Regions from separate parts of the Mus musculus genome. Here region 1 is linked to region 2. Evidence: chromatin loops called from intact Hi-C (ENCODE). Cell type or tissue: heart. All regions are shown on one strand.

Region 1 (8,000 bases), 340 kb after region 2:
CATCTGCAATGGGGTCTGATGCCCCCTTCTGGTGTGACTGAAGATAGCAATGGTGTATACATTAAATAAATAAATGAATCTTTAAAAGAAAAAATATCCCAATAGTGTACTAATACTGTCAGCTTTCCTGTGTTGAAAATATCGTAGTTACAAAAGATGTCCACATCAGGAAAGGTAGAGTGGAGGATACCAAGGGCCTTCCTGCCAATTTCTTCACAACTTCCTATGAATTATTTCAAAATAAATTATCTTAAAACTTGGACTAAAAACAAAAAAAACAAAAACAGATTTTTTTTTCATTTTTAACGTTCAGTGGGACACACATGGCACAGCACACATGCACAGTGTACCTGGCAGCGGTTAAAGTACAATTCGGGGAGTCCGTTCTCTTCCACCACGTAGTATCCAGGGATGGAACTCAGGTCACCAGGCCTGGCAGCTCTTGTCCTTACCAGCTGAGCTATCTTACCAGCCCAAATCAGCAGTTAAGAACACTGGCTGCTCCTACAGAGGATGCAGGTTCAAGTCTTAGCACTCACATGGCTACTAACAACTATCTATAACTCCAGTTCCAGGGATCCAACGTCTTCTTCTGACCTCCACAGGCACCAGGCACACATGTGGCAGACAGACAGACATGCAGGCAAAAAATTCATACACTGTGTATGTTTGTAAGTATGTATGTATGTACATATATATGTTATAGTGTGTATGTATGCATGTGTTGTTATTTAAAGAAGAAAAAAGAAACAAGCTGAGATGGCCCAGCAGTTAAAAACACTTGCTGCTCATGCAAAGGACACGGGTTCTGTTCCCAGCACCTACCAACCATCCTGGGGAGATCACAACGACCTGTTCTAGGAAATTCAAAACCTTCTTCTGGCCTCTCCCAACACCTCATGCACATGATACACATATAAACAAGCAAACCCACAAACATATAAGTAAAAATAAAAGCAAGAGAAACAGAAGAATGTACAAGGTTCTGATATACTGAAATCATATTACTAAATTCACAGGCCTTGGGTGAAGCAGACCAGGAAAAAACATGTTAGTTTTATGAGACTGAATTTGTCTGTTACCTGAGCTGCAGAGCTGCAGGCCTCGGTGACATAGGAGCAGGTTGGTGGCTGCCTATGCTAAGAAAGTAAACTAGTAACCAAGTGCAAACAAGATGCAGATCCTCCCAGCTCACACATCCTTTTGTCCACCGACCCTCCCCTCTCAGTGTTCATTCAACACAGGCCTTCAGAGAGATACCAGATTAAAACCAGACACGAAACAGACTTTGAGGACACATGAGCTCATAGCCGACCCCTTGAGAACCAAGGCTCACTGGCTGGCAGCTTCTAGCTCCAGGGTTGGTAGCAGAGCCAGGATCCAGCACTGCACCCTAGGGACTGACCTAGGACTCCCTCTCCACAGAGTTACCAGCCACTCTCATCATGAGAAAACAGTAACCACAAAAGCGAGAAAAGCGAGAGCAGTGACACTCCCCACCTCCCATGGCCTAGGGATCATGTTCACGCCAGCTCTGGTCCCCCCCCGCTCAAGTGAGAATGTCTGTGTCTTGCTTGGGGCTGACTCACTCACAGAGCACATATTGTACGCCAGACACTGAGGGGCACGGACGGGTGGAGTGAAGAGCAAGGCACAGAGGGCCCTTGCTTTGGTGCTTCCTGTACAGTAGGACATAAGATTCCCCTGGAAGAGACAACATCACACCATCACAGAGGACACTGCTCCACAGGAGAGGGAGGGCCACAGTGTCACGGGAGACCTGACAGCTGAGAAAGAAGGCATTCTGAGAGAATGGCTAGGTTACACAGAAACCTGCACCCAGAGAGACCCAGATACCAGGTACCCTGTCTTCCAACAGCTCCTCTAGGAATGGTCTTGTACATTCCATACAACTTTGGGGAACTATTTACCACTATTTCAACTGAGGCACTTGGTGTTGCCAAACATCCTCTAAAACATAGAACTGTCTCCCCACAACAAAAATCAATCATCCCCAAAGATTAGCTATGCCAAGGAGGGATGGCTTCTCTACCAATCAGCCAGTAAGTTATTTACCAAGTTCTTACCATGTACCACCTCTGATCAAACACAGGGCATGTCTAACAAGTGGTAACCTGTTGGGTGAGAAACTGGCTTTCACTCTCAATGTCCTGCACAAATGTAACCCTCTTCAGAAGGATGGAGCTGGGGAAATGGTTCAGGGGGTAAAGATACTTGCTGCCACACCTGAAGACCCACATGATGAAAAGGGGAAACAGACTTCTGAGAGAGACGTCCTCTGACCAGAACACAGGCACCATGGCTTGTGGGTGAGTACACATACACACACAACACAAACACTTATAAATGTAATTTTTTACAAAAATTTTAAGAAAATAACAGCTGGGCGGTGGTGGCGCACACCTTTAATCCCAGCACTTGGGAGGCAGAGGCAGGTGGATTTCTGAGTTCGAGGCCAGCCTGGTCTACCAAGTGAGTTCCAGGACAGCCAGGGTTATTAAAGAAACCCTGTCTTGAAAAAACCAAAAAGAAAAAGAAAAGAACAAAATGCTTCATGACTATGAATGTTATTGTCTAAAATTTTGGTAAGCCCTGATCCAAGGATGCCTGTATCTTTGCAGAGCAGGGAGGGACAGAAATCTACCTCTTCCAGAGTCCTACAGACCCAGGCAAGCTGGGGTCCTGCACACAGTCTTAGGGAATACAGTATAAATTTAAGTGTTAGTGTGACGACACACTGGGCAAAATTCCTCAGGAAGCATATTAATCTCTAAAGTAACAAAAATCATGGAGTCAGCTATTTGCTGGATACCAAGAAAAAAATAAACTGACAGGAAAATGGCTTTTCTTCTCATCAGTAAGGGGGTGTCTGATAACCCTCAGAAGTTTCTGTAAGCCAAAGTCCTGGGCACCCGCCCTGCCTGACCTTTAACCTTCCGACCCATTTCACTTTGAGCAGATTTTTTTTTTCCACCCAGGGGACACTGGCTACAGAACTGCTCAGCGGAGAAGCAGGCGCAGCTTCCAGCATCCACACCCGGCTGCTCCCGGTTCCCTGGGGGAATGAGTCACTTTAATCGCAGTGGGTGAGATCTAATCATCGCCCAACATGCCGCCTGAATCAGGTCCGAGAGACGTATAGTGTCCCTATCCCCGCCCAAAGAGAAATCCACGCTGTTTTGGAAAAGGCTGGGTTAAAGGCTCCATTACTAGAAAGACCAAGATGACATCATGCTGGGGAGGGGCGTCTAGGGCCGGAAACCCCTCGACTGTGCCACAAACCCCACAGACTCCCCACCGCGCCCCGCACTCCCATCGCTACACCTAGATCTCAAGACACCTAAGCCCCGCACCTCAGTCTGAACACCCACAGGCAATCTCCCAACTGTCCAAACCCATACATGCAATCACTCTACCAGGGGTCCGCACCCCAGATCTCTGCCTAACATCTCTGCTCCTACCCCAACCCCACTGCCAGATTTGCACCTCCAGGACCCTGCCCCACTCACCAGCACGAATCTTCACTCTACACCTCATCTTCGGGTCAGGACTTGGGACACCACCACCATCACCCCAGTCTGGTCCCCCCGCAGCAGGCTACCAACTCCCGCCAGATGTGCACCCAGGACGCGCGCTCTGCACCCTAAGCGCCCGCGCGGGACCCCCGCCCCACCGCGCGATCTGCACTCCACAGCCCTCCTTCTCAAGCCTGAGCGGACCCGCGCACCGGCCCACACCCCTCTCCCCGTTCCGGCCGAACCCCCCAGACCCCCGGCCGCACCTGCGGACCCCCGGCCGCGCCCCCGCTCAGGCCCGCCCGGCGTCTGGCACTCACAGTTGCGGATGTCGGAGATGAAGACCGCTAGGCCTCGCATCCCGTCCCCCTTGGATACGGCCGGCATCTTTGCGCCCCGGGAGCGGCCTCGGCGGCGGGCTAGAACAGCACGGGCGCGGCGGTCACGCCGAAGAGCCCTGGAGCGCGGAGCCGCCTAGCCACAGCCGCCTCGGGCCCCCGAGCGCCGCTCGCTGGGCTGCGCGCGCGAGCACGCACGACGCACGCGCTGGCGCGCACGCTGAGCCTCGCGCCCGGCGACGGGCGGTGCAAGAGAGCGTGCGCATTCTCGCGGTGCTGGGGGGCGGGGGGAGGACGAGGAGGATGGGGGCGTGGCGCGGGATAGAGCCGGATTGCTGCTTGGAGAACCGGAGCTGTGCGGAGCGCGCAGGCGCTACACCTCCTGGTATCACCGCCTGGTGAAGGATCCTTCCAATGTATACCGGAGTAGCCCCGATCTCGCTCTCACGGGTGAGCCCGGCTTTACCTAGACAGAGACACTGACACCAGTGCGGGATCAACCCAGTGTCACACAGGGGTGTAGGGGAGGAGCGGGCTGCACTAGCACCTACAGCAGTCAACCTTTGCCTGTGCAAACCGGCCCCAGAGCCCTGGCAGTTGGACTGACCTACCCCAGGCCACCGGCGTGGAACCGGAGTGAGAGGCGTTTACAAGCCTCTAAACTGGGACAAAAGGAAGCGCTACTCCAGGTTCCTACTTCCCTTACAAATGGGGAAACTGAGGCTTGAAGCTAGACTGACCACTCTTGCCGAGGTGACTGTTGTCTGGAGTACAACCTCTCAGCATTCATCCAGGCCCCTTTGCTTATTGCTTCTGCTCCCCTGTTCCCCTCTCTAGCGAGGTGGCCCCATTGGATCCTTCCTATGGACCCATTTTGCAGAAGAGCGGGATTGGCCCACCACTCCAGGAAGTGGAGATCATGGTGGCTCTTCCCTAGCTCTCTTCTGTGAAGAGGAAGCTTCACACCTAAGGTGGTTATCATGATCCAGACCCACTAGGCAGAACTCTCTGTCCCTTGCTTTTATACAGATGTGGTAGAGCCTAGTCCAGAGAATAAGAGGCACGACCCTCCTATAAATCAGGCAGTCCACCAAGGTCCCAGGACTGATGGAAGAAACTGAGAACATAATAAGCCAAATCTCTGGTGAGGCTGCTGAATTTGCCTGACTTTTTAAGAGGTGAAAGAGCCAGCACCAGAAAATAAACTTCCTCCAGCTTGTCTGCACCATCAAAAAGATGCTTCTGGGCCATATAAGGAGTGCTGGACAGGTGGCAATAGGAATCCCATTGCTTATGCCCAGACAGGAATGAGACTGCAGGAGATTCTCAGACTCCTCCATTGTACTGACTCTGAGAGTCACCACAGCCATCCTATAGTTAGTATTTTAAATAATTTCATTATAAATTATTTATTGAAAGGGGTGTGCAATGTGGAACTCAAAGGACACTTTGTGAGAGTCAATTTTTTTCCTTCCACCTTGTGAGTCCCAGGAAGCACCTTTACCCACTGAGCCATGTCTAAAAAATGGTTAATCTTGGTTGTCATATTGGATAGGATCTACTACACTCATCATGAAAACAAACATCTGGACACACCTGTCAGGAAGTTTCTAGATTAGTCTGATTGAGGCCCACCATAAATATAGGCTGTAAGGGTCCTGAGCGGAATAAAAAGGAACGGGGTGAGCAACAGCATTCATCTGTTTCCTGGCTGTGGTGACAATGTGACGAGCTGCCTGAGCTCTTACAGTCATGACTTCCCATTCTGAGAGAACATATCCTCCAACTGTGAGCTTCTACAAAACCTTTTCCTAGCTTGCTTTTGTCACAGCAAAAATAAATAATAATAAAGTGTCGCACAAGTGTGCCACATCAGGCCTGACAAGTGGACACAGGAAAGACTCCACCTATGGCCAGTGCCACCTATGGCCATCTCAGATACACAAGCCACCAGATCACTTTCCCCACACCGAAGCCTTGAACCTGAGCACATGATCCTTCCAAACCACTCACTGAAGGAGAGGCTGCCATTGGTAATGTGCCTTGAGAACAATTCTGTTTAAGTTGTCTGAACTAGAGACTTGTCACAGTATTTTCCCCAAAGACAGATGGTACTGAAAGCCCTGCCTTCCTCCACAGGTTGGAAGGGCGCTGCAAGCTCCAACTGCAGTTTGATAGAGGGGACAGCAGAGCATCCCAGACAGACAGCCCTGCCCTGTCTCATTTCCTATGCTCTCCTAGCTCTGCTCTTGCCCGCCTCCAGTCAGTTTTACAAATGACCCAGTTTCCTTCCTGTAGCTTCTTCAGTAAGTTACAGATAATGAACCTTATACAAAATCTTGGGGTTCTCTGCCTAGTACAGGTTTGGCTAGATCCTGATCATATTGAAGGGCAGGAATGCAGAAGTCCTCAGACCCAGTGGCTATCTTTGTGATTAGATGACTACCTGTGGTCATCAGAAGTGACAAGGGGGCATGCCCCTTTAACCCCAGCACTTGGGAGGCAGAGGCAGGTGGATCTTTGTGAATGTGGGGCTAAACTGCTCTACAGAGCTAGTTCTAGGACAGTCAGGGCTACACAAAGAAACCTTGTCTTAAAAAAGAAGGAGAAGGAAGAGGAAGTAGAAGAGGAAGAGGAGGAAGGGACAAGTACTCAGGAAGGCCAGCTCCTGAGAGCAGAGTAACCCCTGCCACAAATGACGTGTAGATATGGAAGGATTCAAAAACTCTAAAGTGGTAATGGGTGTGGCTCAGTGGTAGAACATTTTTCTTGAATATATAAGACCACTCGTATGATCCCCAGGACCACAGGAAAATAAAATAAATTTCAGTGAGCACGGCAGTTCATACTTTGTAATCCCAGCTATTTTGAAGGCCAAGGAAAAAGGATTGGAGGTATAAGACCAGACAGGCAAGTTAATGAGACTCTGTCTCAAAATTAATTTTAGTTTAGACAGGGTCTCATGTGGCTCAGGCTGACCTCAAACTTGCTGTGTAGCTGATACCGGCCTCTAAAATAATCTTTTAAAAGGCTGGTGATGTAGTTTAGTGGCAAAGTGCTTACTCAATGTAGAGATCAGGCTGTGCCCTGCTCTAAGTTACTACATATTATGTGGAACCATGGCTTTCAGGCTGTGCCTTGCCTTGGGTGACTCCATTTTACAAGCAGCATTTGGCTGTATTCTGAGTGCAGCTATAGAGGCAGGAAGGCTGTATCTCACTCATGCACATAGGCACCACCACCTTTCCAGCACCACCCATGAGGCACAGACTGATAAATAACATTCCTAAGAAGTAGCAAAGTTACCACCTTTGAGCTTATCAAAGTGTATTGGAACACTCTCAGAAAAGTGTAGCCTTGGGGGGGGGCAGTGAGGGATATGTGTGTGTACACACATATAATCCTAACACTCAGGAAGTTGAGGCAGGTGAATCTCTAAGTTGTAGGTCAGGGCTACACAGCAAATTCCTGTCTCAAGAACCAGTGGCAGGGGGGTGGGGGAGGGGGGTTAGGGGTAGCAGGCCTTTTAAATGTATTGAATACACTAGACCAAAAAGGATATACCAGACCCTTACCTGTATCACTTAAAAGAAGAGATACCTAACATTCCCGTGGCAGCAGTGTTGATAGAGATAGGACCCAATAAACTGTCTTCTGACCATCCTGTGTAGTATGTGCCTCAAGGGATGGATATGCAAAAACACCCCTTATTGTCCCCTGGGGCTTTGGCTCAGCATGATATCTGACAATTTGTCACTGCCCAGTCAAGTTCCAGTCTGTCCATCAGTCCTGGACTCCTCTTTCCGTCTGGACCCTGTCCTGCCCTTCATCTCTGTGGCCCTGCTCCTGCCAGCAACTCTCCCTCCCGCTGGGTTTGTAATATCTTATCTAGCCACATGTGTATATGCTCTTGGCCTGTCTTCCGGAAGACCTCTTTGAATTCAGAGCCCTCTTTCCCTCTTTTAGTTAGGGTTACTATTGCTGTGACGAAACACCACAACAAAAAGAACAGCAATTTGGGGAAGAGAGGGATTGTGGTTAACACATCTGTAGTCACAGTCCACTAAGGCAGGAAACTCAAACTTGGCTTTAGCTTGTTCAGCTCTCTCTCAGTTTTTCAAGACAG
Region 2 (8,000 bases):
CTAACAAAGGATGCACTCCCTCACCCCCCCCCTGTTGGAAATAATATAATAAAAGGTCAAGATGTGAAAATAAAGCAGTTATTTGGAACTTCAAAGCCTGGGTCAAATAGCTCACTTCCTCCACCTCCTAAAGTTTCAGCAATCCTCCACTTCCTAAGGGTTTAGCAATCTTCCAAAACAAGACCACCAACTGGGGACCAAATGTCTTTTTTTTTTTTTTTTCCAAGACAGGGTTTCTCTCTATAGCCCACACTGTCCTGGAACTCACTTTATAGACCAGGCTGGCCTCGAACTCAGAAATGCGCCTGCCTCCGCCTCCCGTGTGCTGGGATTAATGTTTTAAGCACATGAGCTCACGGGGAGTATTTCACAACAATGGGTATGTGGACAATCATGTTACTTCCAACTTCTTTCTTTCTTCTTTTAGTTTTTACTCTTTTTTCTTATAAATTTGTCAAGCTTTTTAATACATTGAGATTAGCAACCCTGCCAGATACATAGGAGGTGTTTTGTCACTTTTAAAATTATTGAGGTAAAAGTTGTATACATGACAACGCACAGATCACAAGTACAAGATGGGTTTTGACAATCTTTTTTTTTCTTTTAAAGAATTATTTATTTTATGTATGTGAGAACACTGTAGCTCTCTTCAGACACACCAGAAAAGGGCATTAGATCCCATTACAGATGGTTGTGAGCCACCATGTGGTTGCTGGAAACTGAACTCAGGACCTCTGGAAGAGCAGTCAGTGCTTTTAACCACTGAGCCATCTCTCTAGCCTGCGTTTTGACTACTACCAGTTATCAGATGATTGGATCTAACAAAAGAAATAGGACCAAACCCTGTATGATGGACAACATGGGCAAAGCTTTGTTGAGACTTCAACTCATGAGCAGAGGGACTTAATGCCAGTTGAAGAGGTGACCAGGCTGCTCACTCAACTAAAGTGGCAGCAGGCTTTTATTGATTGTTTTTCCTGGGAAAGACTAAAGTTTGGTAATTTTTCGATGTCCATGGGCATGTTTTCCTTCTTGTGAAAAAGTATTCTGGCCTTCGAATTTACTTAGTTGATTTAATCTAGGAAATTTTAAGTTACGTTTAGAACTGGTATCAGTGTCTTGCTTAAACATCCTGGCCTTGTGATTTGGTCTGAGCCTTAAAAGGTCATAGAACCTCAGATAATTAAGTCACTATGCTTGGCAAGAGGAAGCACATACCTGCTCCAATGTCCAAGTTAGCCCTGTGGTCTTGGACATAACTGCTTTTCACCCTTTGGTTTGTAGACCAGGCTGGCCTCAATTTCCCAGTCCTGCTCCCATCTCAGCCTCCTAATGATCGGGATTATAGATATGTGCCACTGTACCCAGCAACAACACATTTCTCAGAGTTTCTGTGTGTCTCCATACAGAGTTGAGTAGCATCTTGTGGCAGTTGAGCCCATAGGCTCACATTGGATTAATTGATCCTCAGTGGTGTATTTGAGAAGGGTTAGGAGGTGTGGCCTTGTTGGAGGAGGTATGTCACTAGGGAAAGACTTTGAGGTTTCAAAAGACTGATCCCAATCCTAATATGTCTCTGTCTCCTGCTTGCCTCTCAGTGGTTGCTCCAGCCACCTGCTATCTCTGCTCCACCATCATGGACTCTAACCTTCTGAAACCATAAGTCTAAATTAAACTCTTCTGTAAGTTACCTTGGTCTTATCCCATCAATAGAAAAGCACTACAAATCCGAGTCAAGAGTGAAGGCAACAAAGGGGACAAATACAAGATGATGAACACAGAGATGCTAAGCCTTTCATCCATTTTCTGTTACCCATAACCTCTCTGCTGAGTGGAGTCAGTACTAGCAGCAGAGCTAGTTTTCAAGTTTCTGCAAAGTAACCTAGGTGAATTTTATCATAGTCCACCTATACCAGAGTTTCTATCTGCTGCAAATCTAGTAGAAACAAGTAAGATTATGTCCAGCCACGTGATCCCCACCATGAGAGAGCTTTAAGTCAAGGAAGAACAAATGCTGTGGTTCTGCTCTGACAGACTGTGCCAGGGCTTGAACTGATTTCAGGAACGTACTGAAGCATTTTATGAGATAAAGTTTTTTCTTGGGAACAATTCCCCCTTGGTGTTGTTGGTGGTGGTGTGTGTCTTTTTTAAACTGCTTAGTACTGAAGGATTTGGGATTCATCAGAGGCCATATGTGTGGTCTTAGTCACAAGGGGATCCTATTGTGCTATCCAGATATAATTTTATACAACAGGTTGTCTGCTGCATGTTTAGACACAAGTCACAGGTTTTGTCTATAACCAAGAAGAAAGGATTGAGCAGGGATGTGGACACCAGGAGAGATCAGGGGTCTCTTTAAAACTCTGTCTGCCACAATGGATAGTCTTTTGTGTCTTAGCTTTATCAGCATAGAGATGACAGTTTGGGCAACAGGAGCTAGAGACCGGTGAGAACTGGATATAGATCAGTGTCCAGGAACAGAGCCCAGATGCAGTCCCATGTTATGCCAAGGTAGAGACTGTCACTAGAGTTGGAAGATGTAATCTTAAAGATGAAAGGAACACAAGAGAACATGGTGTGAGTGAGGAAATGTTCTTGGTACTCCTAGACAGTACCAAGTCTATTGCCGCACAAGTAAAAGGGGACCTACAGACTGGTGACCACCATAGGGTAAACTCCTTATAGGAACTACCCTGGTTCTATCTGGCCAAGTATTCTTCTGAAGAGAGTGCTCTGAAAAGGCAAGAGTGGGTGGCCCGGGTTTCCTAGGGACAGATCTTCATCTCTCCATTCATTTAGCAAATCCAAGGCTGGTGGAAGTTTTCCGTCCCACTCTTGTCTCTCCTTCAGCTTGGTTTCTTCTTTTAAAATTTAAATATAAATGTTCTCCCTCCCACAGAATTTTGAGGTAATTCAAGAGCTTGAGGGTAGCTGGTTCTACTGCCATCTGTTTTTTTTTTCGCTCAGGCAGCCAAACCTCAGTTTTCTCCAAGCGGATCACGCACCTGCAAGCGGTGGTATCACAGCTATCTCCAGTTAGGTGACTAGACGCTGTGGCAACTCGACCGAATTGAGATGTGCGTCCCTGTTCTAGGTGTATGCGACTGGGTGAGCAGGCTTCTGCCCGCAGGAGAGTGTTCAGGTTTAGGCATGCGCAAACAGTCTGACAGCCATTTTAACGGGCTGCTGAGCGCCCGAAGGGAGCCACTGCGCAGGCGTGTACGGGAGACCCATTTCCCCCTGAGGTCGGAACACGCGTGCGCGGATTAGCCGGAAGGGGCGGGGCCAGCTATTGCCAAGCTCTGTGCTTTGGGAACGCCGGGGTGGGGCGGGGCGGGGCGACTGTCAGCTGACTGAAGAGCCGATTGCCTCGCGGGACAACGGTCGGCGACGCAGCTTGTGGTGGGAGCGGAAGAGCTCTCCCGGCGGGTCTCTGTGCAGTTGGCGAGGCAGAGGGCCGCCGCAGCACCATGGCGACCACCGTCAGCACGCAGCGCGGGCCGGTGAGTGCTCTGGGCCAGAGCCTGGCTGGGGCAGTGGAGCCTGGGGTCGGACTCCTCAGTCTTTTACGGGGCCCCTCGCGGGTTGCTCTTCCGTCCCGGGGCTTCGCGGGTCCTACCTTCGGGTACCCACCCGGAGCAGCGACTCTCGTCTATCGGACATCTGGGGTGGAGGAAGGCAGAATTTGATGGTTCCCCAGATGCCCACGGGCCCTGAAGCTCCTGGCCTCCTTCATGGAGAGGGATCCTGACTCCCGTGGTCCTCCTGGGTGGAGGCCCTGAATAGGGTTCCTCTACACAGAAGAAACCTTACCCCATTGGTCCCCAGATGGAGTGGGACCCCGACTTCCCTTAGTTCCTCAGATAGAAAGGGCCCTGAACCCCTTACGTTCTCAGATCTATCACCTGCTTGGTCTCCCAGATGGACACAAGCCCTGACTCTTGGTCTCCCAGATTGAGAGTGGTACTGACTACATTAATTTCCCAAACTGAGAGGTGCCTTGGTTCCCCGTCTCTCAGAGGAGTGGAGTCGGACACCTTTGGTCCCCCAAAGGAGAGAGATAACCTGGTCTCCTTGGTTTCAGAAATGGTGAAAGATCCCACTTTGTAGTCTGTCCTTACTTGTGACAGTTTCCTCTTCTCCCTAACATCTATAGAAAATAGGGTACTACCTCTTGAGCTTAGTTAGTGGCTACCTTTTCAAGCCTCAATTTCTTCATTTATAAACGAGGAGAGGGGAGCAGAGAACTTGGAAGACCCAACAGGGTTGTCTCTTCAGGATTGTCTTGGGTTCTATTATACTACCTGTCTCACCTCCCCTAGTGTGTATGGCCTCCCAGTAGCTCCCTGAGACTGGTGTGGGTGGGATGTTGTTAGCCAACTGTGGCTGTGTGGAGTAGAACATTGTTCTGATCAGCACCTCAGTGCCTTTTCCCCTGAAGTTAATATTGAGTGTGCCTGCAAAGCCTGTGGTTTCCCAGAGTTTTTTCACCCTGACAGCTTGGTGTTGATTGTGTGTGTGTGTGTGCGTGTGTGTGTGTGTGTGTGTGTGTGTGTGTGTGTGTGTAACAGGTAACTCCTTGGGATAGATTACTGATTTCCTGACTTTGAAGAAAGCCTCAGGCTTGTTAGATGCTTTTTAGGAGGGCTTTGAAGCCAGATCTCCTGAGCCACTGTCAAACTTGGATGGAGATTTCCAATGTTGGAGTTACTTTCATGTTCATCAACCCTTCTTCATCCTCACGGTGTCTCAGCAAACTATAGAAGATTGATGGTGGCTGCCAGAGGAGAAAGGGAGACAGAGCTTTGCCCTTTTCATATCCCCTGCCAAGTGGACACATGGCCAAGGAGAGTGGACCCTTTCTTACCGTGTGGTCTGAGAGTGTCCTTATCTCTTGTGGTTCAGGCTGAGTTTGAATTCATCTGATGGTGAACTCCATGTCTGTCATGAGTAAGAAGCTATCTTTCCCTGTTGCTTAGAGAAACTCTGGTGTTGTACAGAGCTGCAATAACCTACACAGTGATGAGTAATTGGGAGTGTCAGATGATGTTGATACTAGCAGAATCTGTGGAGTCAAATCCTGACGTTTGATCTTTCTACTTGCCCAGAGTTCCTGGGAGAATGTAGTCATAGAAATACAACATAGACAGCTGAGTGGTTTTAGGTTTTCATGACTTGTAACTTTGGGCTGTAAGAACTTGTCATAAGTGACGGGTATCTCAAGGTTTATTTGGGATATGCATATCTTCATCATAGTATTAGTGGTCACAATATTTAGAGTAACTGGACACTGAGCCACAGGTGTGGAGCACAGGGACACAGCTATGCATCGTAACTTATGTAAGCCAGAGAATGACAGTCACCATCAGATCTGTGCTCTTTCCAGTGACTTGATGTGGGAGGACTGCATGGGCCATAGCCAGGGTCTCTGTAGAATAGAAGGCCTTGAACTTCATCTGGGAAGTGCTATTTCTTAGAGTGCAGACCTTTTTCAGTTTTCAACTTTTCACTGGCCACTTCACCTGGAATGATATACTCATCTACCTCTGGATTCACTAATATTTGAAAAGCTTTTAGCCAGTTGTCAAGGTCTAGTAGAACTGCCAGAGTGTGGTATGCTTCTCTGCTATTCATATCACACTCAGGGTTGTATGAACCCTAAGTGAACCAAGTGCTGCTTCTAAACAGATGAAGTGCATGCATTTGGTCAGTGCTGGGTCCTGCAAGCAGCCTTCTTTGTGTAGTCCAACCGGGATTAGACCATGGCCCAGTGTCTCCATCCTATGAACCTGGACTTAGGCTTGGGCAGTTGACTCTGTAGCTGACCTTTACCTCTGAGGAGTGGAAAGGACTGACAAGAGTATCTTGGCAGGCTATAAAAGGCAGAGGACAATCTCATCAGGGTGAGGAGGGCTCTCTGTCCTTGGTTAAGGGTTTAGGTGGGCAGGTATGAGGACAGATAGCCGCACCTACATGGTTGTAAAGGAATAAGTTCTTCCCTGGGATATGTGGTCTTTTATAGTTTTAGACTTTAGGGTGTTTTTTTTTTTTTCGTGGGTGGGGGGTTAAAAATAGCCACTGCAGGGCACTGAACCCTATGCTATATCTATATTGCTTTTGAAAATGCTGGTATTTTGAAATTACCAACCCTTTTTGCTACTAAGTCCATAAACCCACTCCTTCCCTACAGTGAGTGACTTGTAGGATCCAACTTCTTGTGGGGATACATGTAGGAGGTCTTGCTCCCTGGAGGCTGCACCACATGTAGGGCTGGCATTTTGAAGGTTCTCCTTTATAGATGTGTTGTGTAGAGTCCCACAGGTTCTGCCTTGTCCTGTGTGAGATGCTGGTTAACCAGTGAGCTTTGCCAGAGACCACTGACTCTGGCTTTGCCCCTCCTCATTCTGTGGGTGGTCCTTAGTGTCCATGCCTTGCTGAACCAATGACTTGATTAGTGATGGCAAAGTGATTTTTTTTTTAATTTGTAGATTACTTTGTATGTATGAATATTTCCCCTGTGTATATGTATGTATACCATGTGCATTCTTGGGGCCCATGGAAGTCAGGAGAGGGGTCAGATTCCCCAGAACTGGAGATACACATAGTTCTGAACCATGTAGGTGCTAGAAATTGAACCCAGGTTCTCTGGAAGAGCAGCCACTGCACTTAACCACTGAAACATCTCTCCAGCCCCAAAAGAGTCATTTTTAATTTGTTCATATGTTCTGTACTTGGTAACTGGATCTCCTGTTAAAGATAAGCTTTTCTCATCACCCAGAGGTGCCTGGGTTGTTTAGTTTCTAAAGTACAGTAAAATGAGGCTTCTAATTTTCTAGTAATGGAGAAGGGATTTGAGTTCCTTAGGATGTATGTCAGATTTATTTATTTATTTATTTATTTATTATTTATTTATTTACTTATTAGTGTTACTATATACCTGTAGTTTTCAAACCTCCTGTGTGAGTTAGCATCCTCTTGTCTATACATCTTCACAGGGCAGAACCTGAGCAAGAGGTTGTGCTCCCCAGCTGGCCACTAGGCCTATGTCTCTGGGTCCTTGAGAATGTCTGCTCTGGATTCTGAGGTGAGGCTATACCTGAGTATAAGTCTAACATCAGGCTGTGGTGACCAGATAGTGACCTCTATTGGCTTCTTGCCTTTTTATTTTATGCAATTTTGTAACTACTCTGTTTTTCCTTTTAAAAAATATTTACAGGGTTTTTCTTTCTTTCGTTTATGTTTTGACTTTACATTTTATTCAACATTTATGTTTAGGAGGAGTCTACCCACAACAACATATAGCTGTGTCCTTAAAAGTCAAATCTAAGAAGTACAGGTTTCTATTGAAACCTATTTTATTTTATATGGCATAAATATATACACATTTAACACTTTAAGGCTTGCATTTGTTTTGATTCATTAAATAGTTTTTAATGTGTGTAATTAGTAGTAATCATATTTTTGAAAATGTATTTAATAAGTAGTAAATTCTTTACCAGTTTGGTAAATGTATGGTTTATTTCTTTTCTCTTGGGAGTTACCCCAGGAATTTTAACACACAGTCTTGCAGATCTAAAGTTGGTTGTGTCTCTGTGGTCCCCAGTCTGTGCAAAGACCATAGTTGGTGGTGACCCGGTGGTCCCATCCCACCTGGTGTGGTTGTGCCATATATGATGGTTCCCCTTCCTTTGAGCAGTAGCATTTTTGTCAGTGCTTGTTCAGATCTGAGATGTGAATCTTCTTCCTCATCCCCCTGTGTCTGTTCATCAGGGTCTTGGCTGTGCTTTCAAGCTGTTCTTTTAGAACTCTTGAGTGTAGTTCCTGAGGGCTGTGTGGAGTGGCACTCAGTCCACTGCATGCCTGCCCTGCTGTCATCTCGTCACTCCTTTACTAGTCTTCCATTCTTTGGAGTTTCAGTATAAACCACTGAAAGCCTTTCAAGTGCAGTTTCCATCCTGACTGAGGGCCGATCGCCATATATTGAACAATATAGAACTGTT

What was found. A loop is a pair of places that touch in the nucleus more often than their neighbours do. Peaks named below come from ENCODE experiments on the same cell type or tissue, not always from the same donor. Only the 100,000 strongest peaks of a DNase experiment are listed, where the experiment ranks them.
Region 1: a loop joins it to region 2, with 4 times the contacts of the local background. A loop is called at or near these places in 2 of 42 quality-filtered maps.

Annotation. Positions count from the first base shown.
Region 1 is chr7:141,558,283-141,566,282 of GRCm38, reverse strand. Ap2a2 (adaptor-related protein complex 2, alpha 2 subunit) reads right to left here and starts at 4,103. Exons shown (of 22, transcript NM_007459.3): 1 at 3,857-4,103. The coding sequence starts at 3,923. In heart, CTCF peaks have their summits at 27 (motif pointing left) and 4,234; DNase peaks (open chromatin) are centred at 1,632, 3,212, 4,122 and 5,612; H3K4me3 peaks cover 2,323 bases; H3K27ac peaks cover 3,401 bases.
Region 2 is chr7:141,897,779-141,905,778 of GRCm38, reverse strand. Tollip (toll interacting protein) reads left to right here and starts at 3,318. Exons shown (of 6, transcript NM_023764.4): 1 at 3,318-3,503. The coding sequence starts at 3,471. In heart, no CTCF peak of the experiment used is centred here; a DNase peak (open chromatin) is centred at 3,268; H3K4me3 peaks cover 1,979 bases; H3K27ac peaks cover 1,790 bases; H3K27me3 peaks cover 1,917 bases.